2 separate regions of the Homo sapiens genome follow, and region 2 is linked to region 1. The links are chromatin loops, found by intact Hi-C in ENCODE. Cell type or tissue: heart left ventricle. All regions are shown on one strand. Each heading gives the region's core, and the rest is flanking DNA. Links, peaks and the distances in the headings are about the cores only. Region 1 overlaps SYT17 (synaptotagmin 17). Region 2 holds the start of CLEC19A (C-type lectin domain containing 19A).

The links. Peaks named below come from ENCODE experiments on the same cell type or tissue, not always from the same donor. Only the 100,000 strongest peaks of a DNase experiment are listed, where the experiment ranks them.
Region 2: it touches region 1 in a loop (5-fold over the local background); 4 of 110 quality-filtered maps call a loop at or near these places.

Annotation. Positions count from the first base shown.
Region 1 is chr16:19,215,157-19,231,948 of GRCh38, reverse strand. SYT17 (synaptotagmin 17) reads right to left here. Exons shown (of 8, transcript NM_016524.4): 6 at 8,784-8,904; 7 at 7,111-7,266. Among named protein-coding and RNA genes, the nearest start is that of SYT17, 55 kb to the right of the region's middle. In heart left ventricle, for the core only: a CTCF peak has its summit at 8,528 (motif pointing left); no DNase peak of the experiment used is centred there.
Region 2 is chr16:19,274,701-19,291,492 of GRCh38, reverse strand. It overlaps CLEC19A (C-type lectin domain containing 19A), which reads right to left and starts at 5,762. Exons shown (of 5, transcript NM_001256720.2): 1 at 5,554-5,762. The coding sequence starts at 5,641. In heart left ventricle, for the core only: no CTCF peak of the experiment used is centred there; no DNase peak of the experiment used is centred there.

The DNA.
Region 1 (16,792 bases), core at 3,932-11,931:
ACTCTGAAATGTGCCCTGCATCTCTCCTTCAGAGCCCTTAGACCAATTTACAATTCAATCATTATTGGTGTGGCATTTAATTAATGTCCGTCTGCCTCTACTAGAATTAAGCTCCATGAGAACACAGGCCGTGAATGTCTGGTTCTCTGTCGAATACATAACGTCTAGCACGGTGCCAGGTACATAGTAGGTGCTCCAAAAATTTAATCAGTAAGGACAGACACATGGTCAGCTCCAGCCCCAGGGAGCTGGTCCCACCCCCTCCCACCTCAGCCATAACAGGCGGCCAGCAAGCAGCAGTTCCTCCACCTGCCTTCCCCCAGGCTTTGGAAACGCTTCCTTAGCCAAGGGCCGCCTCTTGATCAAGTTTGCCAAGGGAATAAGACTTTTTTCTTTTCTTTTTTTTTTTTTTTTTTTTTTTTTTTGTGATGGAGTTTCACTCTTGTTGCCCAGGCTGGAGTGCTATGGCATGATCTTAGCCTCCCGAGTAGCTGGGATAACAGGCACCCGCCACCATGCCCAGCTAATTTTTGTATTTTTAGTAGAAATGGGGTTACACCATGTTGGCCAGGCTAGTCCCGAACTCCTGACCTCAGGTGATCCACCCGCCTTGGCCTCCCACAGTGTTGGAATTACAGGCATGAGCCACTGTGCCCAGCATACAGAGGGTTTTGAGTGCCTTTCAGAAGGACAGGAAACCCTGGCCACTTAGGGGAAACTGAGGGAGGGAGAAGGCTAGAGGCTCAACACATGACATTTGGTTCTTTCAAATTTAGGGATTTCTCCAAAACTTTACCTCCAAGAAGACAGATGGCCTTTCTCTAACATCGAGAGGGAAGACAATACCCTACCCAGGTAATTCTGCAAAATAATTTTTTCCTTCCCTCTTTGGGTTTTCCACAGAATCTCAGACTCTATGTAGACAACGTAGATAAACTATATTATTTATTTATGTATATATATGTAGCCTTTCTTCAGATAAGCTCAAGGTAGCATCTAGCTGCATAAATTGGATGTCTTTCAAGTAATAATAATAACGTCTCATATTTAAAGAGGACTTTCTCTGAGCCAAGCATTGCTCTAAGCCTTTATGTCTATTTACCCATTTGGACTTTGCAACAATTCACCGAAGTAAGTACCATTATCCCCATTTTACAGGTGAGGAAGCTGAGGCAAAGAGAGGCCAAGCAAAGTGCCAAGATTACACAGCAAGTAAGTCACAAATATGAACCCAAGCTAAAGGTCTGGTTCCTAACTATTACGCCTAACTATTCCCTCAAAGTGGCAATGAAAGAACATTCTTTTCTCAGGGAAAAGAACAGTATTCCAGGTTCCAGCATCAGCATCCAGGTACTTCTCTGAATTGCTCAGGATCTGCCGGGCTGAAGCTTCATTTACTTATTTTTTCTTTCCTTCTAATTATAGCAAAATACGTGTAACATAAAAGTAACCATTTTTAGGTATACAGTTCAGTGGCATTAAGTATATTCACAGTGTTGTGTAACCATCACAACCATCCATCTCCAGAATTTTTTTTTTTTTTTAAAGAGTTTCACTCTTGTTGCCCAGGCTGGAGTGCAATGGCGTGATCTCGGCTCATTGCAACCTCTGCCTCCCAGGTTCAAGTGATTCTCCTACCTCAGCCTCCCGAGTAGCTGGAATTACAGGTGCTCACTACCACGCCTGGCTAATTTTTGTATTTTTATAGAGATGGGGTTTCACCATATTGGCCAGGCTGGTCTCAAACTCCTCACCTCAGGTGATCCACCCACTTCGGCCTCCCAAAGTGCTGGGATTACAGGAACAGGCCACCATGCCTGGCCTCCAGAACTTTTCTTATCTTCCCCAAATGAAAGTCTGCACCCATTAAATAATAACTCCCCATCCTGTCCTTCCCCCAGCCCCTGATAATCTCTATTCTATTTTCTGTCTATGAGTTTGACTACTCTAGGTATTTCACATAAATGAAATGATACGGCATTTGTCCTCTCATATCTGGCTTGTTTCACTTAGCATAATGTCTTCCAGCTTCATCCATGTTGTAGCATGGGTCAGAATTTCCTTCCTACTCAAGACTGAGTAATATTCCATTGTATGTATGCACCACTTTGTTTACCCATTTATCTGTCGATGCATGTTCAGGTTGCTTCCACCTGTTGGTGGTTGTAAGGAAAGCTGCTATGAACGTAGGTGTACAAATAAGAGTTTGAGTCCCTGCTTTCAATTCTTTTGGGTATATACCTACAAGTGCAATTGCTAGATCACATGCTAATTCTATTTTTAACTTTTTGAAGATTTGCCATCAAGCTGCATTTCTTTTTTCTGCCTTTCTGATATGGTTTGCCTCTGTGTCCCCACCCAAATCTCATGTGAAATTGTAAACACTAATGTTGGAGGTGGGGCCTGGTGGGAGGTGATGGATCATAAGAGTGGATTTCTCATGAATGGTTTAGCATCATCTCCCTTGGTACTATATAGTGAGTGAGTTCTCCTGAGATCTGCTTGTTTAAAAGTGTGTGGCACCTCCCCCTTCACTCTCTTCCTCCTGCTCTGGCCATGTCAGGTGCACGATCCCTCTTTCCCTTCCTCCATGATTGTACGTTTCCTGAGGCCTCCTGGGAAGCCAAGCAGATGCCAGCCTCATGCTTCCTGTACAGCCTGAGGACCCATGAGCCAATTAAACTCTTTTCTTTATAAATTACCCAGTCTTCGGTATTTCATTGTAACAATGCGAGAACGGACTAATACGCTTTCTTTCCTTCTTTTTCCCAACATCCAGTAAAAGCCCAATCACCTCAGTGGCCAGCTCCACTTTACTTTGGTTCAGTAAACCTTCCTGAATTTCCTGGAAGCCCTCTGGGCTGTGTGTTGCTATCTTGGGCGGTGAAAAGCAATTTTACCCCTCTTTTCATTTTTTATTTTTAAACTTCAGCTGCAGAAACCACCTGATAGAAAATTGCAGACAAATCCTCCTCCCACACAGGAAAACAAGTGTTCAGAAAGTCCAGCTTACCAGCTAATTACAGGCTTTTACCAGGGATTCACGGCAAATGCTAAATTGCAGACCAACCTTACTTTTGTTATGAAGTGTTTGGAAACATGCTAATAGGCTGGGCTTTGGTTCCTCGGCCTAGAGGTGACAGCTCTTTCTCTCAGTGGACAAATAAAGCAGGTTAGAACCTTATGAATCTGAGTTCAGGAGAACTGTAGCTTTGCTGAGATACATACTGGCTTAAGACACCTTTCTCATATTATTCCAGCCAGTACCCTTTATGTAAATTGCCACCCTAGCTGGGATTTCCACTCACAGCTGTGGTTCGGAACAATGAATGAGCAATAGAAATATCTGGGGTGTTTTTAAAAAATAGCTACTTATAGATGCTCAGTGCCTCAGCCTAGTCCAGTTGCTTTAGAGTCTCTGCGGAATGCAGTGCAGCCATTGGTAGCATTTTAAAGCTCTCAGGTAATTCTAAGGTACAGCCAGGGTTGAGAATCCCTGATTTAAGGGGGCAGGCAGGCAATGCTTCCTTCTCCAGAAAGAATATTTTCAACGAGCTTTTAACCAGAGGAGCCTGAACTTCCAAGTCAGGGCCCCAAAACTTACAGGAGAGAAGCGGGTCTTCTGTGAATGGAGAGTACAGGACTTCCCTGACAGCATCAGCTGACCACTGCCCCAGCTGACAGTTGCCACCTGAAGTGCCGTGGGTTGAATAAAAGATGTATGGAGAGGGGGTGTGGTGTGGCTACCCTTGTAGTTTGAGCCTTATGAGGTAACCATATGGAATTCAAGGAATTCGAAAAAACCTCTGCAACTATATGCAAAATTTTCCATACTTCCATGTATTTTTCTGGAGTTCTAATCACAATCCCTGAAGTTCTGTCATACCCCCCCACCCCCAGAATAAATAACCTCAGCTTTTATCATACTACATCATGCAACAGTATCTAATGCAGTTATTAAAAATGAAAAGTTAAATCCATTTGTATTCATATTGATCTGAAGGCAACGAACACATTCATTGTTAATTAAACCAAAGCAAGTGTCAGTGTGGTATCCATGGAATGTCCTGGTAAGCTCCGCCAGGGCAGGGATTAGGTCTGTTTTGTTCACTGCTCTATTCCCAGAACTTGGAAGCACTGCCTGGCACAGAAGGTGTTTAATACACACTTGCTGAATTCATGAATAATGTTTTAAAGGAACAGAACCCTCTGTATGTGGATATTGTTTGTGTGAACAAGGAAAAAAGTGTGGAATGCTACACAGCAGAACATTAAAGGCATGACTTCAGGGAGAAGGAACTGGAAAGGGGAAGGCATTAAAGGAAGACATTAGGCCAGGCGTGGTGGCTCATGCCTGTAATCCCAGCACTTTGGGAGGCCGAGGTGGGCAGATTGCTTGAGGTCAGGAGTTTGAGACTGGCCTGGCCAACATGGTAAAACCCCGTCTCTACAAAAAATACAAAAAATTATCCAGGCATGGTGGCGTGCACCTATAATCCCAAGTACTGAGGAGGCTGAGGCACGAGAATTGCTTGAGCCTGGGAGGTAGAGCTTGCAGTGAGCCGAGATCATGCCATGGCACTCCAGCTGGGCATCAGAATGAGATTGTCTCAAAAAAAAAAAAGCGGGGAGAAGGATTACACAGCAAGAAAACACTCTGAAATAAACAAAACTGCATGAGGGAGTGAGAAGGTGGTGGCTGCCCCATGTGTGTGGGAGAAAAAAGGAAAACACTAAACTTTCCCTTTAATAACAGTTAACAGTTCTAGAGTGCTTACTATGGGTGGCACAGTGCTCAGCACCGTGTGTTTATTGATCTCACTGAATGCAAATAACAATCCTGTGAAGTGTCCTGTATTGTTATCCCCATTTTACAGCTGAGAAAACCTAAGCACGCAGATCTTGCCCAGGGTCACCAAAGTAGGTGAGTGGTAAAGCCAGGACCCAGACATCAGCTCCCCAGCACAGGCACATAACCCCTGTTCTCCTCTGATTCTCTGTCCTTACACATCTTTTCATGGTGTCACTCATTATAACACGTGTGTGCTACATTTATCATAAAATGTTAAGTAAAATATGAAGTGTCAGGGCTTTCCATGGGGGCTCTCAGTTTCCCCTGGGGTCCTCTCCTCATCTAAGCTTACAATAGGAGGTCCCTTATTCTCAGCAGGGACTTGGGAAAAGAGACTTCATTTTTTATCTGTGTCTTGGTTTAATATACAATAGGCCCCACTACCTGCCTGTCCACCATTTAAGGAGTCAGGGGTGACGGTCTTCTGTCTTGGCCTGAAACCTAGGAGAGAGTGAGGCCCTTGTCTATTTGTAACTCCATCCGGACAGCAGCCATCACAGACTGCATTAGAAGGGATCATTATATCTGCATATGGCAGGCATCCCCTGATTCAACGCAGACTCTATGGGTGACAGGCCTTGAGAAAACCCAGAACCAACCTGCTTCGAAGGGGTCTCAGAGGATAGACATTTGCAATCTTGGTGAGAAGGAGCAATAAGTTTATATAGGGGAAATCTTGTATGCAAGGGTTTTTCAGCCATGGATTGATTTCTTGGGAGACCTGGAGCCCAGGGTTCTAGACAAGATCTAACCAGAGGAGAGTTTCCAGTTACCCTGGAGAAGGATGTCTCAAAGGATGATGTCGATCCCCAGTTCTAGCCCTACCTGGGTGTTTGAGGAAATATAGATCCCTTGATATGTGGAGCTGGCAAGACCAGAGCTTGAGTCCTGATTCTATCAGCTTGAGACTTTGTGTAGGTTGTTTAGGTTTTAAGCCTCAGTCCCTAGATCTGTAAGTTGAGGATGAAGATATCAACTTGACAGGGTGGGTTATGGTGAATGTTAGCAATGATATAGGGAAGTACATACTGTAATTAGAACACAAGAAAGAATAACCATTACTCCTACTAACTCTATCCCTGTTGTGGTGAGTAGCTTCTAAGATGAGTCCCAGTGGTTCCCACCTCCCACTCTTCCTACCCTTGTGTAATCCCTTCCTCTTGAGTGTGGGCTGGACCTAGTGAATTGCTTCTAGTGAATAGAATATAATGAAAGTAATAGGATGTCATTTCCAGTATTAGATTACAAAAAGACTCTTCCTTGCCATTCTTGCTCCCTCACTTGACCACTCTGATGAAAGTCATGTTGTGAGTTGTTCTATGGTAAAGCCCATGTGGCAAGGAATTGAGGAAGGTCACTGGCCAACAACCAGGAAGGAACTGAGGTCCCCAGTTCAACAGCCTGCAGGGAACTAAATCATGCTGAAAACTGTGAGTGAGCTTGAAAAGAGATCCTCCCCCAGTTGAGCCTTCAGATGAGGCTGCAGCCTCAGCCAATACCTTGATTGCAGCCTTGTCAGAGGTATTCACACAGAACTATACAGCAAAGCTTTGTATACCTGAATTTCTGACCCACAGGGACTATGAGATATAAATGTTTGTTGTTTCAAGCTACTAAATTTTGGGGTGATTTATTATGCTGCAATAAATAACTAATATACCCTGGAAATACTACATTAGATTACACCCTGGAAAAATGGACTAAATTCTACCAGACAGTGTCACATGAAGCCTCTACTTAAATACTACATCCTCTGGGAAGACTTTAAAAATCCCTTTTTCTGAGTTAGGTGACACTGTTTTTTCATATGCCTCTCTATTTGACTGCAGGGAACTTGAATCATCACCACCATCATCATCAAAACTAACACATAGTGAGTACTTATTATGTACCAAGTATATTGCAAAGTCGTAAGTCATTTACTGTTCACAACAAACCTATGCCACACGTACTATTATTGTTCACATTTTGTAGATGAGGAAACTGAAGCTCAGAGGAGTTAAGTAACTTGCCAAAGACCTCAGTTATTATGTGGCAGTCTGAGGAAATTTGGCTCAAGTCCACATTTCTAACAATTATATTATAGGGCTCTATGAGTCCTGCCCCAGTTCATAGATGTTAAGTGGGTTCAAACCCAGGTAGTTGAATGCCAGACATTACGTTCTTAAATGTAACTCTCTCTAGATGCCTTCTGGCTCTAGGACAGTAAGTTTGACGTGCCTCACCTGGAGTTCATCGGGTTTTGGAATGCTACCTACCTGTAAACACTAGGCTGGCATTTTCCAGTTCTTCTTGGGGAACTTTGAAGCTGAAGGATTCATTGTAGAAAGGATCAATTGTGCCCCTTAAGAAGGACGTCTTCTTGGTTTTCACAAGTTTGAGTCCATGCACCAGCTGGATTTTCACAAAGGGGTCTGAAAATTAGACACAGCATCATAGAATGTTGGAGATCATGAAACCTAATCCGTCCAGTCATTCTGCCATTCAACCTCCCATCCATCTGTCTTTTTATTCCTCCATTCTTCTATCCATCCACCCATTCAACTTTTCATTCATCTCATAGTCCGTCCATTCATCCACCTGTTTATCCATCCATCCATCTTTCCATCCGTCAGTTCACTGATCCATTCATCATCTCACCATACTTTTATCTATCCATTTTCTATCCATCCAATTTCTCATCTATTTGACAGTTCAACCATCCATCCATCTATTATCCATCCATTTTCCCATTCATCTGCTTATCCCCTTCCTTCTTCCTTTAGCCATCTAATATTTGTTGAGCTCCTCCCATATGTCAGCATTGTGTTCATTTTACAGATAAGAAAACTGAGGACTCAAGGTGAGAAATCAGTTTTTAAAGATCTTGCTGGTGGACACAGAACCAGACTCAGAGCCTGCCCTGGATTTCTGTCTGTGGAAACCCATTATCATTTCAGTGAGCCCATAGCCCATATACAGGTGAATAGAGATGGCAGAATTATAATTCATTTTTAGATCATTTTACAGTTTACAAAGGGATTCATGTACATTATCTAATTTAATATTTGTTTAAACAACTTATCAAGATGAATACTGTTATTATGTCAGTTTTTGAGATTGAGAAATTGAGGCACATAGTGGTTAAGTAACTTCCCTAAAGCCACATCATTTGTAAGCCACATCATTTGACTCCTAAACCCTTAATGATTTTATCATACTGACTCTCCCATCGTGGTGAGTCTGAAACTCTTCAGTCTTAATACCATTGCCTCCACTGGCCCTTTCTAAGCCTCTGTTTTTATAATGTGGCTTTTGAGAATGCAAGGTGTCTTCTAGCTGTCACCTTATTGCAAAAGTAATTTATTTTAGCTACCGCACTTAGAGAAGACAATAATTCCACCACTGAGCTGAACAGATCCCTGACTACAGCTGCTTTCACAGTAATATCCTTTGCTGTCATGGAAGAAGCAACATGCAGATGGAATGGAATCTGTTCCGTTCCATTAAAAGTCATGTTTGAATGGTTTTTGCTATAATATACACACTTTAAATACAAGTCTTTTCAGAGTTGGAATTCATAAAAATTTATGGCACACATGAAATGAGCTGGCGAAAAACCTTAGGGTGTGTCCTCCACGCTCATTGATTAGAATGGATAGTCAATGCACACTATCGCCACCTGCAGGATGGCGTCTACATTGCAGGAATAGCATTTGGAAAGGCCAAGTCACTTCCTTGGGTTCAAATAGGTTTTAAGTTTCCAGTAGTTATCACAACCAGTCTCAGTCAACTCCCCAATTCCAATAGGGTTACTAAGATGGCATCATTTACCTGCCTCATCCTGAGATGAGTAATGCTCATCCAGGATACGGAAAAAGAAAACTGGGTTCTCCACACAAACACAGATGCCCCATTAATAAAGTGAGAGAAGAGGGGAATCACACGGTACCTGAACCTTGGCTCACATCTGTCTGAAGAAGTTGCTTGGCTCGAATGACATCAACATTCAGTCTGCCAGCACTTGGGAGATAATTCAGTGACAGAAGCAGCTCCCCCAGCTCCACTTCATTCTGTAGAGAAAGGAAATGATCAGGAAGTTGCCTTCTCCTTTTATTCCTTTTGCACCCACCATACAAGAAATTGATTGCAGCAGCTCACAAACAGGTTGCTGTGAGCGCATCAGTTGACAGTGGGAGCCTCTGTGTGTGACTTCTTTTCATCTCTGCCTCTAATTATTGTGGTCCATCTATCTCTGAGTTTTTTCCGCTCTTAGATCACTCAACAGCAACAACAATAACAACAAAAGCAGCAATAATTTTTTAAAAAATGCTTCACTGCCATGTACTACGCTAAGCGCTTTACATGTAATGACTAATGAGTCTGTGAGGTATTAGTATTAACTCTGTTTAACAGATGAGGAAACCGAGGCTCACAGGGTTAAATAACATGTCCAAAGCCACAGCAAGAAAGTGGTAGAGCTGGTACTTAAACCCAGGGAGGCTGATTTGGTTCCAGATACTCTGACTGCTGTTATTCTGCCATCCAATAGGATACCTGGGAGGTAGAATGCCCTGCAGAGGAACTGAGTGAGAAATCTGTTCTTAACCTGGAGTCCCCAGCAGATCCCACGCTTCTAACCTCACGATAGCAACACTCGGCACAGTGACATCCCTTGTTGAAGAGTACCCATCCCCTTGATGTCAGCTCTGTCACACTGTGGAAAATTCCCATGAACACCTAAGTGCATGACTCCATACTGCCAAAGGTACCTAGAAAACAGGAGGCCTCCCACTTCTCTGTCCCCTTTTAAAAAAAAAAGTATTGTAGAAAATTTCAGCCATATACAAAACAATAGACTAGCATAACAAATCTCCATCTATCCGTCACAAAATTGTAACAATTATCGACATTTTGCCAAATGGTATTTCACCTATATTCTGACTTGTGAAACGTTTTAGCTGAATATTTTAAACTAAGCCCTCGATATGGTGTCATTGTACCTGCATATCCTTCAGAATGCATCTTTAACTGATGAGGACATTAAAACAAGCATTTTAGTGTGGGAAATTTCCAGTCATATTCAAAACCAGACAGAAGAGTATACCCCACCATCTTCGTACCCAAACATCATTCAGCTTCAAAAATTCTCATCCCATGGTGAATCTCCCCTCACTTACACCTTCATTCAACTCCCCATATTCCTCTGAAGTAACTCCCAGTCATTATATTATTTGTAATATTTCAATATGTATCTTTAAAGGGTAACATCTCTATCTATCTATCTAACTGTCTCATCTATCTATAATCTAACCATCTATTATCTGTCAGTCATCTATTTATCTATGTCTATTATCTATCTTTATCATCTATCTTTCATCTCTATCTTTTTTGATGCCAGTCATTTCAACAAATTAATGCCAAATGCCTAGCACAATACCCAGCGGCTCTAGAACAATGCCTAGCACATAGTAGATACTCAATAAACATCTACTGACAGGGTGAACAGTCAAACCAAAAGATTCCTGTACTGAGTGAGTTAGTCCCCAAACAAACAAGAAACAATCTCGCATGTTAACTCAGAAGTTGCTAACAAACAGCCTGCAGGTGTATTTTGTTTGCCCCACATCACATTTTAACTTATAATTACTTGTTAATTATTATACAATTCAAGAATCAGGCTATTCCACATTTTTAAAAAATGTGGGTTTCTTGCCTTGCTTGAAAAACAGGAAGATCTGGTAACGCTGGCATTCCCACCAGGCAAGTGACAAAGATTCTTTACTTGACCAAACTTTAGTCAGGCTCCTAAACCTCCTAGGCCCATCAGTGCACCACCTTGTAAAATCCAGTTTCTGCAAAGAACGCTGCTAAGTCAGTTTGGTCAGATTCCTCATTCTCTCTCTCTCTTTTTTTTTTTTTTTTTTTTTTGAGACAAGGTCTCACCCTATCACTCAGTCTGGAACAATGGCATGATCATAGCTCCCTGCAACCTCAAATTCCTGGGCTCAAGGGATCCTACTACCTTAACATCCTGAATAGCTGGGATTACGGCATGTGCCACTATGCCTGGATGATTTTTTTTTTTTTAAGAGTTGAGGTCTTCCTGTGTTACCCAGGCTGGTCTTGAAATCCTGGCCTCAAGTGATCCTCCTGCCTTAGCCTCCCAAACTGTTGGGATAACAGGCATGAGCCATCATGCCCAGACAGGTTCTTCATTCTTCGTCATCCCTCAGGTAATGTCTGATCACCCTGGCCTGTCTCCAGCAAAAATCCTGCTAGGTTGATTTAGCCAGAGTCCCCCTTACTCCTCTGATGCTTCCTCTTAGTAATGTTTTTAAAAAATCCCTGACCCCCGACTTTGCTCCATGGCTATAGATTCCCATTTGTCTATGCTGTATTTGAGGCTGAGCCTAGTTTCTCTCTGTGACTGAAAAATCCCATTACTGTGGTCCCTGTACATATCATGATGGTCCTCAATAAATTCTGCCTTGCCATACTTCAAGAAGTGTCATTGAGGACCAGGTGCAGTGGCTCATGCCTGTAACCCCAGCACTTTGGGAGGCCAACGTGGGTGGATCATCTAAGGTCACGAGTTCAAGACCAACCTGGCCAACATGGTGAAACCCCATCTCTAGTAAAAATACAAAAATTAGTCAGACATGGTGGTGTGCACCTGTGATCCCAGCTACTTGGGAGGCTGAGGCAGATCACTTGAATCCAGGAGGCGGAGGTTGCAGTGAGCCGAAATCACACCACTGCACTGCAGCCCAGGCACCAGAGCGAGACTTCATCTCAAAAAAAAAAAAAAAAAGAAAGAAAGAAAGAAATGTCATTGAATAATTTTCTTTAACCCAACATCTAGCCACAGAGCAGTGCAGTGCTCCTTTAGATGGGACCTGCCCCCTTCACATCATACCTCATCTGTCCATTTCTGCCCCTTTACATTCCTGCTGCCCTGCCCTGGGTATCCAAGTATGGAGATTTTCAAAATAGGAATGGTCAACTGAGTGTCTTGAGTAATAAAAGAAGTTCAGCCCCTTTTGCACTGTTGCTAGGGGTTTCCTGCTGCTTCTCAAGGGCTTGGAAGATGCGGTGTCTTTAGGGCATGACCCTGCTGACACATCTACTCTAGTATGAGCAATGCGGAGAATTCTCAGGAGCCCAGGCCATCCAGGTCCTCCTGGACTTTGCTCCTCCCAGGTTTATAAGTCACAGTGATATTTCCTTTTATTTTAAAACAAAACAAAACAAAACAAAAACAAAACAGAACAAAAAACAGTTTACTATGTACCAGGACTAAGGATACACCAGTGAGAACCGTCCCTGACTTTATGGAACATACACTCCTGTGGGGGGGATGGATAGCACACAGATTTTAAAAAATACATAAATGAGATGATTTCAGGTAATGCTAAGTATTAGGAAGAAAAATATAGCAGAGTGAGAGAAAGGAAGAACATTTCTTGGGTGATAGCAATATGCTATATCTTGATTGTGGTAGCAGTTACGTGTGCATTTGCCAAAAATCAACAAACAGTAAGTTCCGCCTCAATGCAGTTGATTGAAAGGGAGTGATTTGAAGTAAGCAAATGTGGCAAAATATTGGCGACTTACGACATCTGGGAGATGGACACATGGGTGTTTGTTTTATTATTATTATTATTATTATTTTTTTTTTTTTTTTTTTTTTTTTTTTTTTTTTTTTTGAGACGGAGTCTCGCTCTGTCGCCCAGGCCGGACTGCGGACTGCAGTGGCGCAATCTCGGCTCACTGCAAGCTCCGCTTCCCGGGTTCACGCCATTCTCCTGCCTCAGCCTCCCCAGTAGCTGGGACTACAGGCGCCCGCCACCGCGCCCGGCTAATTTTTTGTATTTTTAGTAGAGACGGGGTTTCACCTTGTTAGCCAGGATGGTCTCGATCTCCTGACCTCATGATCCACCCGCCTCGGCCTCCCAAAGTGCTGGGATTACAGGCGTGAGCCACCGCGCCCGGCCTTGTTTTATTATTTTATGTGGGAAATATTCCCATTAAAAACATAAAATAAATATGAAAAAGGAAAACAAGACAAATTAGGCAGTGTAAGAGAATGGATGGGGTTCGCGTGGGAGCTGCCCTTTCAGTCGGTGGATGGGGTAGGGTTTCTCTGAGAGGCGAGGTTTGAAGAGGAATGAGGGAGGAAAGAGGGATAGGGACTCATGGGGCAGAGGGAACAACATGTGCAAGGTCTGGGATGGAGGGAGGGAGGAATAAACCCGGCATCACTCAGTCAGTGTGTTCAAAGGAACAAAGAGAAGGCCAGTGTGGGCAGAATGAATGGATTCTAGAGACGCCTACAGGAACCAAGGCAAGCTGCCCAGTGGTTGATCCCAGGGGCTCTGCCCAATCCTGGCAGTCTTCACAGAACTGGAAGGAGGTGGTGAGGCCATCTTCTGGGCCCTCAATACCTAAGAGCCCCTCAAGCCACCTCTGCAGCCTTCAAGTGTGGATAGAATTGTTCCTTCCCTCCCCTGGGGCCATTGATCGAACCTTCAACAAGGCACTTCCTGAAGTCATCCTTTTTCTAAGAAGACTGAGTGTTTTTCATCTTAAGAAAGCAAAGCTCTTTTATTCCTTCTTCCCTTTGCAGATACAAGCTTGCTGTACTCTCTACCCATCCCATCCTCCATACACAGCATGCACAACAGGGATTTCAGGTTGTACTTTTCCAGGGAACCATTCCCATTGATCCGGCCACTGTTTCTGTCTGCCTTATCTGGGGAGTGATCAATTTGTAAAACTGTTGTCTGGAGTCAGGGGAGCAGTTGATAGAAAGTAAAAAAGAGGGCTAATTGTGCAATAGCAAAGGATTCATTGATTCATTTAATAAACGCTCATGTAACAGGTACTAGGTCCAAGCACTTGGGGATGTCACGATTATGATTGTTACAGCAAACCTTTATGGAGAAATCACCATAGTCCTGGCACTGTCCTGGCACTAAAGCTGAATCGCATTTCTTTTCCTTAACAACTCCAGAGGCTTCCATCTTGCAGATGAAAGAATTCAAGCTTAGAGAGCTTGAGCTGCATGACTTGCTCCAGATCATATATCATAAACAAAAAGAACAAGGTTCAAACTCAGCCCATGGTTAACCCTTACACAAGGTTTCTGGTGATTAAGCAGCAATCCCAGACATCAAGCAACTCAGTATCTATTGGTGGAGAGCAAGGAAGATATAAAAACAAATCAAAATTCCAGGGGCTGCACACCCACTAGGATGGCTATAATAAACACACACACACAAAATCATAAGCAGTGTTGGCCAGGATGTGGTAAACAAGAACGCTGTATACTGCTGGTGGTAATGAAAACTGGTGCAGCTGCTTTGGTAAACAGGTTGGTGTATGACCCAGCAGTTCCATTCCTAGGTGTATACCTAAGAGAATAGGAAACATGTCCACATGAAAACTTGTACGCAGATGTTCATAGCAGCACTATTCACAATAGACAAAAGTGGAAGCAGCCTAAATGTCCATCAACAGATAGATAAACAAAACATCACCTATCTATGCAATGGTAGGTTATTCATTCATAAAAACAATGAAGCATTGATACAATGTAGACAAACCTCAAAAAAGTGAAAGAAGCCAGACACAAAAAATCACATATTGTACAGTTCCATTGATAAAATATCCAGAATAGGTAAATCCATAGAGATAGAAAGTAGATGAGTGATTGCTAGGATCTGGGAGGTGGGGGAAATATGGAGTGACTGTTTAATGGATACAGGGTCTCCTTTGGGTGATGGGAATGTTCCATATGGAACATTCCAATTATGGAATTCCATAATTCCAGAACTGGAATTAGATAGAGGTGATGGTTGCACACCACTGAGAATTTACTAAATGCCACTGAATTGTATATTTAAAATGATTACATTTATACTATGTGAATTTCACCTCAATTAAGAAATAATTGCAAACATATGGAAAAAAGCTCATCATCACTGGTTATTAGAGAAATGCAAATCAAAACCACAATGAGATATCATCTTACACCAGTTAAAATGGCGATCATTAAAAAGTCAGGAAACAGCAGATGCTGGAGAGGATGTGAAGAAATAGGAAAGCTTTTACACTGTTGGCAGGAGTGTAAATTAGTTCAACCATTGTGGAAGACTGTGTGGAGATCCATCAAGGATCTAGAGCCAGAAATACCATTTGACCCAGCAATCCCATTACTGGGTATATATCCAAGGATTATAAATCATTCTACTATAAAGACACATGCACATGTATGTTTATTGTGGCAATATTCACAATAGCAAGGACTTGGAACCAACCCCAATGTCCAACAATGATAGACAGGATAAAGAAAATGTAGCATATATACACCATGGAATACTATGCAGCCATAAAAAAGGATGAGTTCATGTCTTTGCAGGGACATGGATGAAGCTGGAAACCATCATCCTCAGCAAACTAACACAGGAACAGAAAACCAAACACCGCATGTTCTCACTCATAAGTGAGAGCTGAACAATGAGAACACATGGACACAGGGAGGGGAATATCACATACCAGGATCTGTTGGGGGTTGGGGGGCTAAGGGAGGGATAGCATGAGGAGAAATACCTCATGTAGATGACAGGTTGATGGGTGCAGCAAACCACCATGGCATGTGTATACCTATGTAACAAACCTGCACGTTCTGCACAGGTACCCCAGAACTTAAAGTATAATAAAAAAAAAAAAAAAGAAATAATTGTAGGGCTCAAGTATTAATCAGCAATATAAATGAAACCCAAGACAGACTGAAGCACAATCTATTCTTGGGAGGGGCATGGTCAAGGAAGTCTTCATGGAGGAGGAGGCATTTGAGTTAAGCCTTGATAAGTAGGATTTAGTCCAGCAAATATTGCAGGGAAGGGTGCCCCATACAGATGGAACAGAATGAGGGAAGCCTTCACTAAAGCCCCAATACTCTTTGTTGTGTTCTGATCCTGAATTTATCAATATTATTATATAAAAGTTGATATGGTTTGGATGTGTTCCCGCTCAAATCTCATCTTGAATTCCCACATATAGTGGGAGGGGCCTGGTGGGAGGTAATTGAATCATGGAGGCAAGTCTTTCCCATGTTGTTCCCGTGATAGTGAATAAGTCTCACGAGATCTGATGGTCTTAAAAAGAGGAGTTTCCCTGCACAAGTTCTCTCTGTTTGCCTGCTGCCATCCATGTAAGACGTGACTTGCTCTCCTTGCCTTCTGCCATGATTGCAAGGCTTCCCCAGCCACGTGGAATTGTAAGTCTAATTAAAACTCCTTCTTTTGTAAATTGCCTAGTCTCAGGTATGTCTTTATCAGCAGCATGAGAACAGACTAATACAAGGGCCAAGTAACTTATTATTAATAATAAAGTTGGCTGGGTGCAGTAGCTCATGTCTGTAATCCCAGTACTTTGGGAGGCCAAGGCTGGAGGATTGCTTGAGGCCAGGAGTTCAAGACCAGCCTGGTAAACATGGTGAGATGCCCCACTTTGCTACAAAAAAATTAAAAAATTAGCCAGCTGTGGTGGTGAGTACCTGTGGTCCCAACTATGTAAGAGGCAAATGTGGGAGGATTGCATGAGCCCAGAGGTTTGAGGCTGCAGTGAACTATGATAGATCCTTGGCAACTGAGAAAGACCCTATCTTAAAAATAAGTAAATAAAATAAAGCAGCCAAAGATGGTTAATAATTTGGATGTTTGAAATAAATTAGTGAGGATTCTCCTTAGAAACAACATCACCTTCACCCATTTACATTCCTGGTTTGTTGTTGTTGTTAAGTGTTAAAGACAATACTGGTTTCTCCCTCAGAACAGGTGTGTGCTCTTGGCCACTTAGGAGTGGATGATGCCCTCCCCACTTCTACATCAAATAAATTTTAAAAAAAGAGAAATATAATTTTTGGCAAGAATTTGGTATTTCAGAAATAGCACT
Region 2 (16,792 bases), core at 3,197-11,196, 60 kb before region 1:
AGGTAGGTGCCACTATCACCCCCACTTCACAGATGAAGAAACCAGAGCACAGAAAGGTTGGCCAACTTGCCCAAGATCGCACAGCTCCCAGCTGGGATTTGAAGCCAGCCTGTCTAGCTCCAAACCTAGAGAGTCCTACTGCATTTAAGCCCATTTCCTTTTGCTCCAATCTTGATGGTCTGGTCCTTCATTAATTCCTTTATCCATTCAACAAGTACTATTTGAGCACCTACTTGGTCTCAGGCAGTAGGTTACAAGCTGAAGATACTGTGTGGTATACTACACAGATGCGCCTTCTGACCTCATGAGCCTTATGGTCTATGAAGACCAAACCTAAGAAAAATAAGCACAGGCCAGGTGCAGTGGCTCATGCCTGTAATCCCAGACTTTGGGAGGCAAAGGCAGGAGGATCGTTTGAGGCCAGGAGTTTGAGACCAGCCTGGGCAGTATAGCAAGATTCCACCTTTACAAAAACACTTTTTGTAAATCAGCCATATGTGGTGGCACATGCCTGTAGTCCCAGCTACTCAAGAGACTGAAGAGGGAGCATCACTTGAGCCCAGAAGTTCCAGGCTGCAGCAAGCTATGACCATACCACTGTACTCCAGCCTGGGCAACAGAGCAAGACCTTGTCTCTAAAAAAAAGAAAGAAAGAAAAAGAAAAAGGAGCAAAAATAAAGATGTCATTAGCATGTAATTTGTGGATGTGTATCATGCCAGCAAAAACTTCAGGGAGCAGCCCCCTCGATTATTTTAGAAACTGGCTGTTTGCCCCTTTCTCTCCCTAGTTGAATTGGTGGCTGCCCTGTCCCCATCTTCAAGGATCCCATAGGTGATTATGACACGGCGTCATGAGTTCCCTTCCTGGATGGGGGAAAAGAGGGTGTTGCCACAGGAACACCTAAAAGTGGAACATAACCCAGACCTGGAGATCTGGGAGGCTTCTTAGAGGAGGTGCTGTCTCAACTGAGACCCGGAGGATGAACAAGAGTTAGAGAAAGAGTGTTCCGGGGGGAGGACACAGTGTGTGCAGAGGTCTGGAGGTGTGAGAGAGAATGGAGCTTTGGAGAATTAGAAATGGTTTAGCATGGCCGGGAACTTGAGAAGGAGAAGAGGGAAGAGATGAGACTGGTGGTGGGGGAGGGGAAGTGGAGGGAGAGAGGCAGAGGGGAGGGGATGCACAAAGGGGCTGTTGCTCTGGAAACCAGGAGGCCAAACCACATGGTCTTTTCCTTCAATTAGCAACATCAGAGGCCCCCAAGGTCTCCCAGCTGGGGTGGGGGGTCAAAGCCTTTGGGAGTTCTGAGCTTGTTAGGAAAAGAAAACACATCAGTGGAACTCAGGGCTCCCCCCCACCCCCACTCTTTTTAAAGGAATAAATTGTCACCTTCCTACTGAATCTGGCTGCTGGCTCCCCTGGCCCCAATCCAGCCGCCCACAAATGCACTACCCTGCTGCCTCCTGCCCAGATCAGTCTTGGGACCCAGCCAGGAGGGGAGGCGGAGAGGCTCAGGGGCCACATTTGTCCACCCAGTCCCCATACTAGGCCCCAGACACTCCCAGCGGGCTGGAAGAAAGTGTCTCACAGACTCCAGGAAGGTGGCTGCTGCGTTCTGAGGACTCAGTCACCCTCAGTGCCCTCCTGCTGTCCTACGGGTTCTACCACCTCCTTCACAGTGAGCCCTGGCTCTGGGAAGCGGAACTGGTGGCACCAGGTCTCTCCTATCTAAGCTTTGCTGCCCCTTCTGTGAGCCACTCCTGAGGCCACATGAAACACAGAAAAAAGCATTAGACAATTTCTTATATTGCTAATAATAGCAGCCATTCATTGGGTGTTTAGTATGTGACTCCTTGAGATCAGCCTAGGAGGGAGTATCCGTATCATCCCCATTTTACAGATGAGGAGACTAAGGCTCAGAGAGGGTAAGTCACTTACTGTCTTGGCTCAAAAGTGGCAGAGCAATGATTGAGACTCTATTGAGACTTGAGTCTGACAGATTCAGAAACTCCTGAACAGACTAGCGCCTCTAAAAGATATCTTCTTTCTGGTCTTAGTTTTCTCATTTGTGAAATAAATCTATTAAACACCAAATGTAACAATTAAGCAAATAAGTCGATGTTTCCTGGGTGCCTATTTGGCTTGAGGTCTGTGTCCTTAGGTTGCTCTCAGTCTGGAAGGAGGAACATGCACATGGCAGAGTCATCGCATACTAAGTATTCTAGAAGTATGTACAAAGTGCTTGCTCTGTGACCATAGAGGAGGAGGGGGAACTGGATAGAATGTCCAAGGGACACTTTAGGATCCGGGCTGCTCTAGGAGGTAGGAACACCGTTGCCTATGTCTCTATGCTCCAACTTCAGAGCTTGGACTCTGGAGTCAGATGGTCCTAGTGGGAAACTCAGCTCTTTGTGCCTCAGTTTTCTAATCTGTACAATGGGCATGATCATAGTGCCTACTTCACAGAAAAGCCAGTTCCAGCTCAGAGGTAGAGACTCTAGTAAGTATTAGATATTATTACAGTAGAAACAGTCTGGGTCACAGAACCTTCCCAGAGCTGAGAGTGCAATGCCAGGCTCTTGGATGGGTGAGGAAGAGGCTACATAACCTGACTTATTCCCCTTCTACGCTTCTGAAGCCCTGCAGAAGCAGATCCTGAGCTTCAAAACACTTTGCTATAAATTTCCTTTGCTATAGAGAGTTCTTGGGCTCAGGAGTCAGGGAAAGGAAACTTTTTGATGGTCGAAGAAGAATAATAAATGTTTACGTAGCTCTTACTGGGTGCCAGACACTGTTCTGAGGACTTTACATTCATTAATCCACTTAAACAATGAGATCAAAGGCAGATTCAGAGAAAAGGTTTTGGGAAAAGGATTTAGTCTGTCTAAATCCTCCCAAGTCTCTAAGAGATGTCTAAAAAGTTTTTTTTCCTCCAAAACATAGGGGGTGGCTGAGTTGTGCTATTTGCGTATATTTGCATATGCAAGGGGTGGGTGATGAAAGGTCTGGAGTAGTGGGATGAATGACCCATGACCTGTGCCCTGTTATGCATTGTACCTAAAGGCTGGGGGTCCACAGAAGAAGATGAAAAACCAAGCCTATTCTCAATAAGGAGGACCTTGGAGGTACATGTATTCTCATGGTCGGCCGGGGCCCACAGAGACCCCTAAATCCTCCCTACAACATACCAACACACACGCTCCTGCCCATATGCACCCATAAACTCACACACATTCCCTCTGTGTTGAAATCACTTTCCTCTAGAGAATCTATCTGCATAGGCTGAAACTGGGCTTCCTGTAGGGCTGGGAGCCTGGGAAGCAGTTGAACTGCCACTTGGACAGTGATGACCATGGTTGGCTCAATTGGCCTCTGTAGCCTCAGTTTCCATAGCCTTAATATGGAAAGGTTGGGCTGAGTGGATCTTTAAGACCCATCCTTCCATTTCCAAACTGCGAGCTCTCCCAGGTAGCTGAGATTGACACAATCTCAGTCCCCTTATCTATAGAGTAGGGATGAGGCTTGGGGACTGATGTTCAGAAGTTCCTTTCAATGTTGAAGACTTTTGTCAGAATAGAAAACTGTCTCCTGGCCAATTCTAGTATAACATCAACAACCACAGTGGCAAACATAGTAATGGCAATAACTCATTTTTTAAATGCTTCCTATGTGCTAAGCACTTCACCTGCACGAGCTCATTGAAGATCTCCAAAACCCTTGATAAGGACCCTTGTTATCCCCACTTGGGGCTCAGAGAGGTGAGGAAACTTGAGTCTCAGAGAGGTCCCATGGGCACAAGCTAGTGAAGGACAGAAAATACCCCTAGTTACTCCCGCTTTCAAACTCAGTCTTGGCCCCTTCCCACTTTTGCTGGGCAGAAAGGCAAGATCTTGGGATATACGAGGCGCAGTCTGCAAGGATATTTTGTTCAACTTCTTTCCTACTTGCTTATTGTATTGGTGAGGAAACTGAGGTCCGAGAGTAAGGAGGCAAGTCACTGCTATGAATGGAATGTCTGTGTCTCTCCTCTTCCCTGCCCCCAATTCATATGTTAAAGCTCTGACTCCCAATGTGATGGTATTGGGAGGGGGGACCTTTGGGAAGTGATTAGATTTAGATGGGATCCCATCCTTATGATGGGATTAGTGTGCTTATAAGAGGAAGAGACCAGAGCTTTCTCTTACTCTGCCATGTGAGGGTACAGTGAGAAGGCGGCCATCTGCAAGCCAGGAAGAGAGTCCTCACCAGGAATAAAATCTGCTGGCATCCTGATCTTGAACTTCCCAGCCTCCAGAACTGTGAGAAATAAATGTTTGTTGCTTAAGCTCCCCAGTCTGTGATATTCGCAGCCTGAGCTGATGAATACACTCAGAGAGTTTAGGACAGAACTGAAACCCCTTGCCCAAATGAGCTAAGACTATCCCTTATTGTTACCACTAGGGATGCTAGATTAACAAAAAAAAAAAAAAAAAAGAAGGATACCTAGTTAAATTTGATTTCAGGTAAACAAACAGATAATTTTTAGTATAAATACGTCCCATGTAATATTTGGGGCATGCTTACACTAAGAAATAATTTATTAATATTTATTTATTGGTATTTTATCTGACAACCCTATCAACCCTCTGTTTAAAGTCACTCTAACACTATCACAACCCAATAATTTGGCCTTATGAGAATCTCCATCTAGGTATTTCATTATTAGTTTTACTTGAACGGGGATTTAAAAATGATATCTCTGCCACTGCTATGATAAATAAATCCATATATGAACATAAACAAGCCTGGAAAGAACCTGGTAGAGGTGACAGTCAAGACTCTTGGCCACCAAATTATAGGATTCAGAACTCTTCTCATCCAGATGAGGGTCCCCCAGAATCAGTAACCCAGCCTTCCTATTGCAAAGTGGAAGAAGTTGAGCTCATTTGAAGACCCTCACCCTCCATATGGGACACTGGGAGGCCACATGCCCAAGGCTGACAGGTTCTCATCCCTGGGGATGCCCCACAAGGCTGGGGGTTGCTGGGCCAGGCCTCCAGGGAGGCCATTAGAGGGACAAGTCTCCCTCCCTGCGCACCTAACCTCTGGTGGCACTGCAGCAGCTCTGAAAGCTCCCTGGGAAGGCTGTCACAGCCAAGGTGGGGTTGGGGCCCAGATGCCAAATCCCTCACAAAACTACCATGTTCAGATCTTCCTGTAGTGCCAGACACTGTGCAAAGCACTTTCCTCATGTTATCTTATCTGCCTTGCACAGTAGCCCAAAGAGAATGCCATTGCGACCCAACTTTCTAGAAGAAGCTGAGGCTCAGAGAGATCAAGAAACTTCCTCTATGTCACACAGCTTGTAAACTGCAAAACTGGGATTCAAACCCAGGACTTTTTGTGTCTGGGCCTAGAAGAGTGCCCATGACAAAGCTGGTAGGGGGAAAGCTGTCAGGAGACTCGGGTCAGGCCACCCCAACCCCCCAACAGAAGCTGCCAGGCCTCACCGATAGAATAAGTTCCTGAGAGTGTACTCCTCTCCACCTGCTCCCAGCCCTGGTCCCTGCACTTACCTGGACTGATACTGATGTCTGTTTGTGGAAAGGCCTGTGCAGAGTGGAGGGTCAGGAAGGCTGCAGCCCACAGTGTCCACCTTTGCATCCTGAGCTCCTAGAAAGCAACCTCCCAGCCTGAGTGGAGGAGAGAGGCTTTTTGGCTGGAGCTTGGGTCCAGGATTGCTCTCCTAGGGTCAGATGGAGCCTGGCAGGAGCTGGGACAGACTGGATGGACTCCAGTCCCCTCCTCTTTTCTTCCTTTTCTCCTCCCTCCTCTTCACACTGTTGGAGACAGCTCAGAATGACAGCTGAAAGCAAAGCAGCCTAGGCCAGCCCCCCTCAAAGAACCAAGAGACATTTTAGCTCCCAAGCTTGCCTCTGAACCAAGACAAAATTTAGCTCTCAGTCTTGTCTCTGAGTCACGCTGTGGCCTTGGGTGTGCACTTCTCTGAGACTCAGTTTCCCCCTCTGTAAAATGGGATGGTAACGAAACTCACATTCCAGCCTGTCACAGGAGACAAAGCATCTCACCTCCCTCAGAGTAGATATGTACTGGAAGGTAAAATTACTGCAAGTAAGCATTGAGCGCAGAGGTCTCCTGGGCCATGGATGTCATTTGTTTGGTCTGCAGAGTTTTAAATTCTAAAAAATTTGTTAAGGTATAAAACCAAGAGATGCTAGGTATAAGTCCGGATTTCTGCCTTCTATTGGAAAATCGGAAGACCTAACGAAACATAGCCCTCATTTCTACAGGGCAACAATTGCATGGAGCTGAGAAAGAGCATCTCTTTCAGCCAGGCTCTTTGAGCTTCGGTTCACCAAGGTCTCCACCCCATGGGTCTGATCCTGACAGCATCCACCGCTGAGGAAGCACCAGGAAGCCTGTGTGAGTCAGCCTCCTTTCCTCTCCCTTCACCTCTCAGGGTCTCTCAGGGTTCCTCCGGGGGTTAAAGGAGGCATCTGTAGAAGATTCAACAGAGTGTTGCACAGAATAAGTGCTCCACAAAGAGGTGCAAGTGTCATCACTAGTGCATAGCTCTACTGTGTGGCTTGCTCAGAATTCAATGTTTAAAAACCCCTAGTGTTTTCATTGGGATCTCATCGCTCTTTTGGAGAATCAATATTTCTAAAAACCACAGTCTTTCTCCCCCACTTTCTGTGTCCTTAGACAAGTCACTTTGCCTCTCTGAACCTCAGTTGCCTCCTCTGTAAAATGGGGGATAAGTAGAGTACCTACCTCACAAGGATTAAATGAAGTAATTTGTTTCTAAAACTTGGCATAGATGCTGGCAAGTAGTAGGTGCTCAATAAATGACAGCAACATTTGCTATTGTTGTCATTGATCTAGTGCAAGGCTTTCCTTGGCATCACCCACATCCCCTGCCCCTGCACTCCCTTATTCCTCTCCAGAAATGCTCTGCCAGGTGCCCTGACACCTCATGTGGCTGGCACTCACAGGGACTGGAATGTGTCTGTTTGGCTTCCAAGTCTTTCTGGAACACCTGCTGCTGTGCTTGTGAGAAATAACTTAACTTGTGCCCACACAGCTTGCCTTGCCTGCTGGCACTGGAGCTGAAAGTCTGCCAAGGTCTGACTCAGAATATGAGCACAGCTCAGGCTCAGCTTCAACCTACAGGATGCCTCCTCGGGTAGATCTGTTGCCTCAAAACTAGTGTACTGGTGCATATCCCAGAGCATGCACACTTACTTATTTATAAATGGGATATATTTATTACATGTTTATAAGTGATGTGCAGGTACGACTCACTGTACTAATATATTATTTCTGTTATAAAACACACACACCCACATTGGACATTATTAAAGGTTGATAAAAGATATAAATGTGGAAGAAAGTTTGGATATTTTCTCCCTACTCCCTATCATCTTGCAAGCTGAAATTTGGGGGCTCCTGCTGTCATGTTCCTGGGTGCTGCTTGGAATTTAAAAGTGTCTATCTTAGTCTGTTTTGTGCTGCTATACTAGAACACCTGAGACTGGTAATTTATAATGAACAGAATTTATTGGTTCACAGTTCTAGAGACAGGGAAGGCCAAGATCAAGGTGTTGGCATCTGGTGAGGGCTTTCTTGCTGAGTCATCATATGGTGGATAGTGAGAGGGTAAAAGAGAGATGAGTCACAGAGAGAGAGAGACAGAGCTTTTTAAAGAGGGGATGAACCCACTCCTGCCATACCTGAGCTACTCTTGTGATAACATCTTTGATCCATGTATGAGGGAAGAGCTCTTATAACCCAGACACCTCTTAAAAGTCCTGTAACCTCATCGGACCAGTCTAGTTCAACTTTTACGTAACAAAGTTGTGAGTTGTTTTTCATTTGCCATGGACCCTCAGATTGAAGGTCATGTAACCTGAGCATGCCCAGATGAACCAAGTGTGCAACCACAGGGGGAACCTAAGTGCTCAGACTGAGGAGCAGGGACTGAATTCAGAAGCAGACACTACATGGCAGGATCCAGAATCCAATCGGATTGAGCTCTGACGTTACCCCATGGCAGGATCCAATCAGGTCATGCCTCCCCACATCATCTCATTGCAAGATCCAATCAGATCATGCCTCATTACCCTATGCTTATAAAACCTGACCCAAACCCTAGCGTGGGGAGACAGATTTGAGCCTTTCCTCCTGTCTCCTTGCCAGCTGACTAGCAATAAAGCTTTTCTCTTCTTAAAAGCCAGTGCCATGATATTGGCCTCTGGGCACATTGGGTAGCAAGCCCATTGATTACTCAGTACCAGTCCCGCCTCCCAATATCATCACAATGACAATTAAATTTCAACTTGAGTTTTGGAGGGGACAGACATTCAAACCATAGCAATGTCTCTCTGGGTGTGGACACATTAAGTGGGAAGGAGAAGAGTGGTCCAAAGCAGGCCACTAGAAATCCTTCTAAAAAGTGGAGAATCCTTTGATTTGGCAAATAAACCTCCTAAATTATCTGTGTTGTATTTTGATGCCTGAAGGTTTTTATAAATCAGTTCATGTACCCTCTCTGAATGGAGACACACAAGATATTTGTTACTTGCTCAAACACAAGTATGGTCAATGGGCCAGCAGCACGGGGATCTCCTGGTAGCACATTAGAAATGCAGAATCTCAGGCCCCCCAAGACCTGCTGAATCAATTCTGCGTCCCAGGTGGGTTGTGTGTATATTAAAGTTTATGAAACCCTGCTCTGGACAGGGTAGGGAACTTTTTCTATAAAGAACCAGACAGGCCAGGCACAGTGGCTTATGCTTATATTCTAGCACTTTGGGATGCTGAGGTGGGAGGATTGCTTGAGGCCAGGAGTTTGAGGCCATCCTGGGCAACATGGTGAGACCCCATCTCTACTTAAAAAATAAAGTCTTAGCCAGGTGTGGTGGTGCACACCTGTAGTCCCAGCTACTTGGGAGGCTGAGGCAGGGGGTTCGCTTGGGCCCAGGAGCTTGAGGCTGCAGTGAGCCAAGATGGTGTCTGCACTTTAGTCTGGGTGACAGAGTGAGACTCTGTCAAAAAAAAAAAAAAAGAGGTAGACAGTAAATATTTTAGGACTTGTGGGCTACACAGCCTCTGTCACAACTACTCAACTCTGCCAGAAATACAGGACTGGACCAGGCAGTGTGCCAATAAAACTTTATTTACAAAAATAGGCAAGGGGCCAGATTTGGCCCACGGGCTGTCACCTGCCAATCCCTGTTCTAGACCTCAAGCTTTCTGGCCAGAAAGTAAACAATTTCTTCACTTAACAAATATGATCTTTGCTGTCATTTGGAGGTTGTAGGCGTCTCTTTGTTACACCGTATGTATTTTCTGGCTTCTTAAAGTTGTATTTATTGAGTGGTGGCCTATCTTTTCTCTCTCCCAATACATACACTGTGTTCATGGCATCTTGAAGTTCCATTAAGATTCTCCCTCTCTCTCTCTTTTATCTCTCTCCCTCTGTCTGTCTGTCTATCTAATCTCTATCATCTATTTATCTGTCAATCATCTATCTCCCTTAATTTATTAGCTTTTAAAAAATGTTGTTTATCAATTAAACAAAGTCCCTTACCCCTTCACCACAATTATAAAAGAGGCAATAGATGCCAGTTCATTTCATGGCTTTCAATTCAGATGCATTGTTGTTCAGACTCCAGACCTGTTGCTGTGTGATTATATGCTGATTACTTAACCCCTCTAATCCTCAGTTTTCTCAACTGCAAAATGGGAAGAAATCAATACTTCCCTCATACAAGTGGTTAGAAAAATGTTTGTCGCATGATAAGCATTCCATATATGTTAGCTACCTTTCAATCACTTTAGAACCTTCAAAAATACTGTATAGGAAAGTATCAAGTTGATGTGATGGTTGATTTTAGGTGTCAACTTGACTGGATTGAGGGATGCCTCAATCCCGGAGGTAGCGTTGTTTCTGAATGTGTCTGGGAGGGCATTGCCAGAGGAGATTGACATGGGAGTTTGTGGACTGAGAGAGGGAGACTTGCTCTCAGTGTGGGAGGACACCAAACAACTGGCAGGGAGCCAACTGGAAAAAATGGTCAGAAGGAGGGGGACTGGTCATCTCTCTGCTCTCCCTCTTCCTTCCAGAGTAGGACACTTTTTCTCTTTTTGCCTTTGGACATTGGATTCCAGGTTCAGCTTTAGGATTCTAGGGATTGCACCAGTGGCCTTTGGGGTCTCTTGAGTCTGACTGGAGGCTGCTCTGCTGGCTTCCCTGGTTATGAGGCTTTGGACTTGGACTGAGCCACACTCCCAGCTTTGAGCCACACTCCAGCTTCTCTGGTTTTCTAGCTTGTAGTTGGCCTATCCTGAGACTTCACCTCTGTGACTGTGTTTGCCAACTCCTCCTCAATAAATCCCCTTCCATCTATCCTACTGGCTGTCTCTCTGGAGAATCCTAATACAGATTTTGGTACCAGGAGGTAGTTCTAGAGAAACAATTTTTTTTTTTTTAGATGGAGTCTTGTTCTGTTGCCCAGGCTGGAGTGCAATGGCGCAATCTCGGCTCACTGCAACCTCTGCCTCCCAGGTTCAAGCGATTCTCCTGCCGCAGCCTCCCGAGTAGCTGGGACTACAGGCGCCCGCCACCATGCCCGGCTGATTTTTTTTTTGTATTTTTAGTAGAGATGGGGGTCTCACCATGCTGGGCAGGCTGGTCTCAAACTCCCGATCTCATGATCTGCCCGCCTCGGCCTCCCAAAGTGCTGGGATTACAGGCCTATGCCACTGCGCCCAACCATTTAGAGAAACAATTTTAAGAATGAAGTTCCTTACTTGGTTTTGGGGTTTCTGGAATTGGCTCTGTAATCTGATTAAACCCCAAAATGCTAAAGATTCTACTTCTCATAGTACGGAGAGCATTGATAGTCCATGGCATGAACTGTTAATAGAGATACACAAAATAAATGCACTTGATACTCCTAGTACACTGCTAAGAAGAAGCAAGGAACTTAGTGACCCTGTGCATGATACTTTTGAGCATCTGTAGAAAGCCAAGGCATAGAATGATGTGGGTTAGTTGCTCCTAACATCGGTAGACAAAGTGATGAAAGAAAAGAATGAGGACAGGGACTCAATTTCTCAGCTCTAGATGCACACAATTAGCCTGGAAGCTTCTAAGTGTGCCCTGAAGCAGAATCTTCTCTCCTGTATGGTCATAGGGTTGAAAGTGCTGAAAATCAAACACAAGCCCTCATCCTCCAATTGGCTGACTTACAATGAAAGGTAAACTCAGCCCCTCAGGGTGTCTACCGTTAAGGTGAGGGTATTGATTGGGAAAGAATGGGCCCTGTAAGTTGGGAGGGATGTGTGGGAGGATTCTGAGGAGGCTGGGACACTGAACTTCTATTTTTTTTTTTTTAAGAGACAGGGTCTTGGACGGGCATGGTGGTTCACGCCTGTAATCCCAGCACTTTGGGAGGCTGAGCGGGGTGGATCACTGAAGGTCAGGAGTTTGAGACCAGCGTGGCCAACATGGTGAAACCCCATCTCTACTAAAAAATACAAAAATTGGCCTGGCAAGGTGGCTCACACCTGTAATCCCAGCACTTTGCAAGGCCAAGGTGGGTGGATCACAAGGTCAGGAGATGGAGACCATCCTGGCTAACACAGTGAAACCCCATCTCTACTGAAAACACAAGAAATTAGCCGTGTGTGGTGGCTAGCGCCTGTAATCCCAGCTACTCGGGAGGCTGAGTCAGGAGAATGGCATGAACCTGAAAGGCGGAGCTTGCAGTGAGCCGAGATCGCACCACTGCACTCCAGGCTGGGTGACAGAGCCAGACTCCGTCTCAAAAAAAAAAAAAAAAAAAAAAAAAAAAAAAAAACACCAAAATTAGCCAGGCATGGTGGCCGGCGCCTGTAATCTCAGCAACTCGGGAGGCTGAGGCAGGAGAATTGCTTGAGCCTGGGAGGCGGAGGTTGCAGAAAGCTGAGATGGCACCACTGCACTCCAGCCTGGATGGCCCAGCAAGACTCCGTCTCAAAAAGAGAGACAGGGTCTTGCTCTGTTGCTCAGGCTGGAATGCCATGGCACAATCATAGCTTACTGCTCTGAGCTCTTAGATTCTGATGAGTCTTATTTCCCAAGTGAAGTGACCTCCCTGTCTGCAGTGGTATAGGTCTTACACCACTTACAGGTTTTATAAGTTAATCCCCCTTGTCTAGGGGGATTAAGCCCTGCATTGCTTGAGGAAACAGAAGTGGCCTCCTCCAAGGCAGTTGCCAGGCAAGACAATGCTGATTCTCCTCTGGACCTAGCTCCACCACCCCTTTTTACTTCTAGACCTATAACCTGTCTCTAATCCCAGCAGGCCCATAAAGGTGAGGCACAAAGTGTGACCCATGAGAAGGTACGCTACACACCAAAAGAACTACATGAGTTTTCTAATTTATACACACAGAAATCTGGAGAACATGTGTGGGAAAGGATATTCAGGATGTGGGATAATGGTGGAAGGAACAGAAAGTTAGATCAGGCCAAATTTACTAACATAGGCTCACTAAGCAGAGAGTCTGCATTATTGTTGCAGCTTGGGGAGTTAGAAAAGATGTGAATAGTTTGATTCCTTGACTGGTTGGCTGAAACATGGGTCAAAAGATGGCCCACCATGATGGAGCTGGAGATGCCTGATCTCCCCTGGTTTAATGCAAGAAGAGATTTAAAGGTTTAGGGAGATTGGGATGATAGAGTAGATTTGTCACACACTCACACTGGGAGGGACCAGAAAATATGCCTTTGACTAATGCTTGAGAAATAGATTTGTGAGGGGAACACTAGCATCCTTGAAGAGCTCTGTAATTGTTCTTCTCTGTAGGCCAGACCTTACAGTGGGAACTGCAGTCACTCAACTGGAAAACTTAAATGCAATGGGAATAATTGATTCCGGGGTGGCAGCAGCCAAGTGGCAGCACTAACCATCAAAGGCAAGATGGGCGTGTTTACCATAATGGATCACAAAGGCAAAGCAACAACCAGAATAGTTGGCCTCCTGTTGACCTGTGGCACTGGCTAATTAATCATGGTGTTCCTGTTGGCATTGGTTAATTAATCATGGTGATCCTAGAAGTGAAATAGATGGGAAGCCTACCACATTCTTTTATTTGTTTAATTCTTTTTATTTTTAAAATTTTAATTTTTTTAGCTATTAAAAAAATTTTTTTAAGAGACAGGCTCTTGTTTTATCATCCACGCTGGGGTGCAGTGGTACAATCACAGTTCACTGCAGCCTTGATCTCCTGGGCTCAAGTGAGCCTCCCTCCTCAGCCTCCCAAGTAGCTAGTACTACAGATGTGTGTCACCTTGTCTGGCCCTGGAAGTCTACTACATTCTTACTTGATCTGTGTAAGCAGAAAACTTTCAGGTCAAGTGAACAAAAGTAATTTAAATCATAAAAACAGAGAATCATGGTCCCTCAATCATTTTCCAGACTTGAGTTAGCCTACAGACCCCAGAACCCCTTGAAAGAAGCAGAGGCTGAGTCTCCCTGAGGAAGGACCCTGGTACACTACTGAAGATTTATGCTGTTAATCTTTTCCCCATCCTTCCCCAAAGGGACCTATGGCCTTTTACCATAGGTAACTGTGCACTGGGGAAAGGGAAATAATCAGACCTTTGGGGACTACAATACTGGCTCTAACTGACATTGATTCCAGGAGACCCAAAAAGGGCACTGTGGCCCTCCAGTCAAAGTAAGGGCTTTTGGAGGTGTCAAAGAAAAATAAAATCTAAGGACCCCAAACTCACTATGCCAAAGAGAAAAGTTAAGCTTGGGAATTGAGTAATGCAAAAACTGCCTTTCTTTTGTTCCTAACCAGATAGCTATAACTTCACATGCTTATTTTATCTTATGTAAAATGTAGATCTACTGAGTGTGAAATGAATACATAATTGACTTTTCCCCTCACTCATTCCTTTTCACATGTAAAATGTGGATTCACTGAGCACTGGTCAGAGCCTCACAAGAATGTGACCACTCCCTTCACTGTGTATCTTCCCCCTCCTTGTTTCTTTCCTCCTTCCCCTCCTGCCCCCTCTTTTCCCTTTAAATATTGAAGTCCTCAAAATTGTCTTGGGAAAAAGCACAGGCTTTAGATTCCACTCTAACTTGTGTCTCTTTTTTCCAGACTCATCCTCAACCTTAGCAAAATAAACCTCTAAATTGATTGAGACCTGTCTCACACACTTTTTGGTTTACAGAGGTCAGGTGATTAGTGGAGCTTTAGCTCAGGTCCAACTGACAGTGGGTCCAGTGGGTCCTGGAACCCATCCCATGGTTATTAAACATTCCCTAGTTCCAGAATGCTTAATTGAAATAGACATACTTAGCAGCTGGCAGAATCCCCACATGGACCCCCTAACTTGTGGAGAGAGGACTATTATGGAAAGGCCAAATGGAAGCCATTGAGCTGCCTCTATACAGAAAAATAGTAAATCAAAAACAGTATTGCATCCCTGGAGAGATTGCAGAGATTAGTGCCATCATCAAGGACTTGAAAGACACAGGGGTGGTGATTCTCCATTCTGTGTTCAGTTTGGATGGAGAACACATCTCCATTCAACTCTCTTATTTGGCTGGTGCAGAAGACAGATGGATCTTGGAGAATGACAGTAGATTATCATAAGCTTAACCAACTGGTGACTCCAATTGCAGCTGCTGTACCAGATGTGGCTTCATTGCTTGAGCAAATTAACACATCTCCTGGTACCTAGTATGCAACTATTGACCTGGCAAATGCATTTTTTACCATATCCGTCCATAGGATCCACTGTAGTTTGCTTTCAGCTGACAAGGCCAGCAATATAGCTTTACTGTCCTCCCTCAGGGATACATCAGTTCTCCAGCCCTATATCATAATTTTGTTTGCAGGTATTTTGACTGCCTTTCCCTTTTACAAAGTATTACATTGGTCCATTACATTGATGACATTATGCTGATTGGACATAGTGAGAAGTAGCGACCACTCTGAACTTATTGGTAAGATATTTGTATGACAGTGGGTGGAATATAAATTCAACTAAAATTCAAGGAACTTCTACATCAGTGAAATTTCTAGGAATCCTGTGGTGAGGGGCCTGTTGAGATACTTCTTCTAAGGTAAAGGATAAATTGTTGCATTTGGCCTTTTCTACAACCAAGAAATAGGCATGATGCCTTGTGGGCCTATTTGGATTTTGGAGGCAACACATTCCTCATTTGGTTGTGTTACTCTGGCCCATTCACTGAGTGACCCAAAAAGCCATTGGTTCTAAGTGGGGCTCAAAACAGGAGAAGGCTTGGTAACAGGTCCAGACTCCTGTTAAAGCTGCTCTGCCACTTGGGTCTTATGATCCAGCAGATCTAGTGGTGCCTAAGGTGTCAGTGGCAGATGGGGATGCTGTTTGGAGTTTGGAGCAAGGCCGTGCATCATCCGCAGATAACTCCTCTCCTGTTGAGAGATGGCTCTTGGCGTGATACTTGGCCTTAGTAGAAACTGAACGCTTGACTATGGGTCACCAAGCTCTCATGCCACTAGAGCTGCCCATCATGAATTAGGTGTTATCTGATCCACCAAACCATAAAGTTGGACATGCACAGCAGCACTCCTTCATCAAATGGAAGTGGTATGTTTGTGACCAGGTATGACCAGGTATGTATGTGATCTGGTATGTGACCAGGCCTGAGCAGGTCCTGAAGGCACAAGTACCTTACAAGAAGAAGTGGACCAGATGCCCATGCTCCCCACTCCTGCTACACTATCTTCTCTCTCCCAGCCTGCACCTTTGGGCTCATGGGGAGTACCCTATGATCAGATGACAAGAAAAGAGAAGATTGGGGTCTGGTTTACAGATATTTCTGCATAATATGCAGGCATCACCCAGAAGTGGACAGCTGCAGCAGTACAGTCAGTTTCTGGGACATTTCTGATGGATAACGGTGAAGGGACATCTTCTCAATTGGCACAACCTTGGGCAGTGCACCTGGTTGTGCACTTTGCTTGGAAGGAGAAGTGGCCAGACATGGGACTATATATTATTCATGGGCTATAGCCAATGGTTTGGCTGAATAGTCAGGAACTTGGAAGGAACATGACTGGAAAATTGGTAACAAATAAATTTAGGAATGAGGTATGTGAACAGACCTCTCCGAGTGGGCAAAAAATGTGAGAGTATTTGTGTCCCAGCTGAATACTTACCAAAGGGTGGCCTCAGCAGAGGAGGATTTTAATAATCACGTCAATAGGATGACCTGTTCTGTGAATACCAGGCAGCCTCTTTCCCCAGCCACCCCATCGTTGCCCAATGGGCTCATGAACAAAGTGGCCATGGTGGCAGGGATGGAGGTTATACATGGATTCAGCAACATGGACTTCCACTCACCAAGGCTGACCTGGCTACAGTGGCCACTGCTGAGTCCTCAATCAGCCAGCAGCAGAACCCAGCACTGAGCACCCAATATGGCATCATTCCTTGGGGTGATCAGCTAACTACCTTGTGGCAGTTTGATTATATTGGACCACTTCCATCATCGAAGAGGCAGCATTTTGTCCTTATTGGAATAGACACTGACTCTGAATATGGATTTGCCTTCCTTCCACGCAATGCTTCTGACAAAACTACCATGCATGGACTTACAGAATGCTTTGTCCACCATCATGGTATTCCACACAACATTGCTTCTGACCAAGGAACTCACTTTACACCCAAAGAAGTGTGGCAGTGGGCTCATGCTCATGGAATTCACTGATCTTACCATCTTCTCTACCATCCTGAAG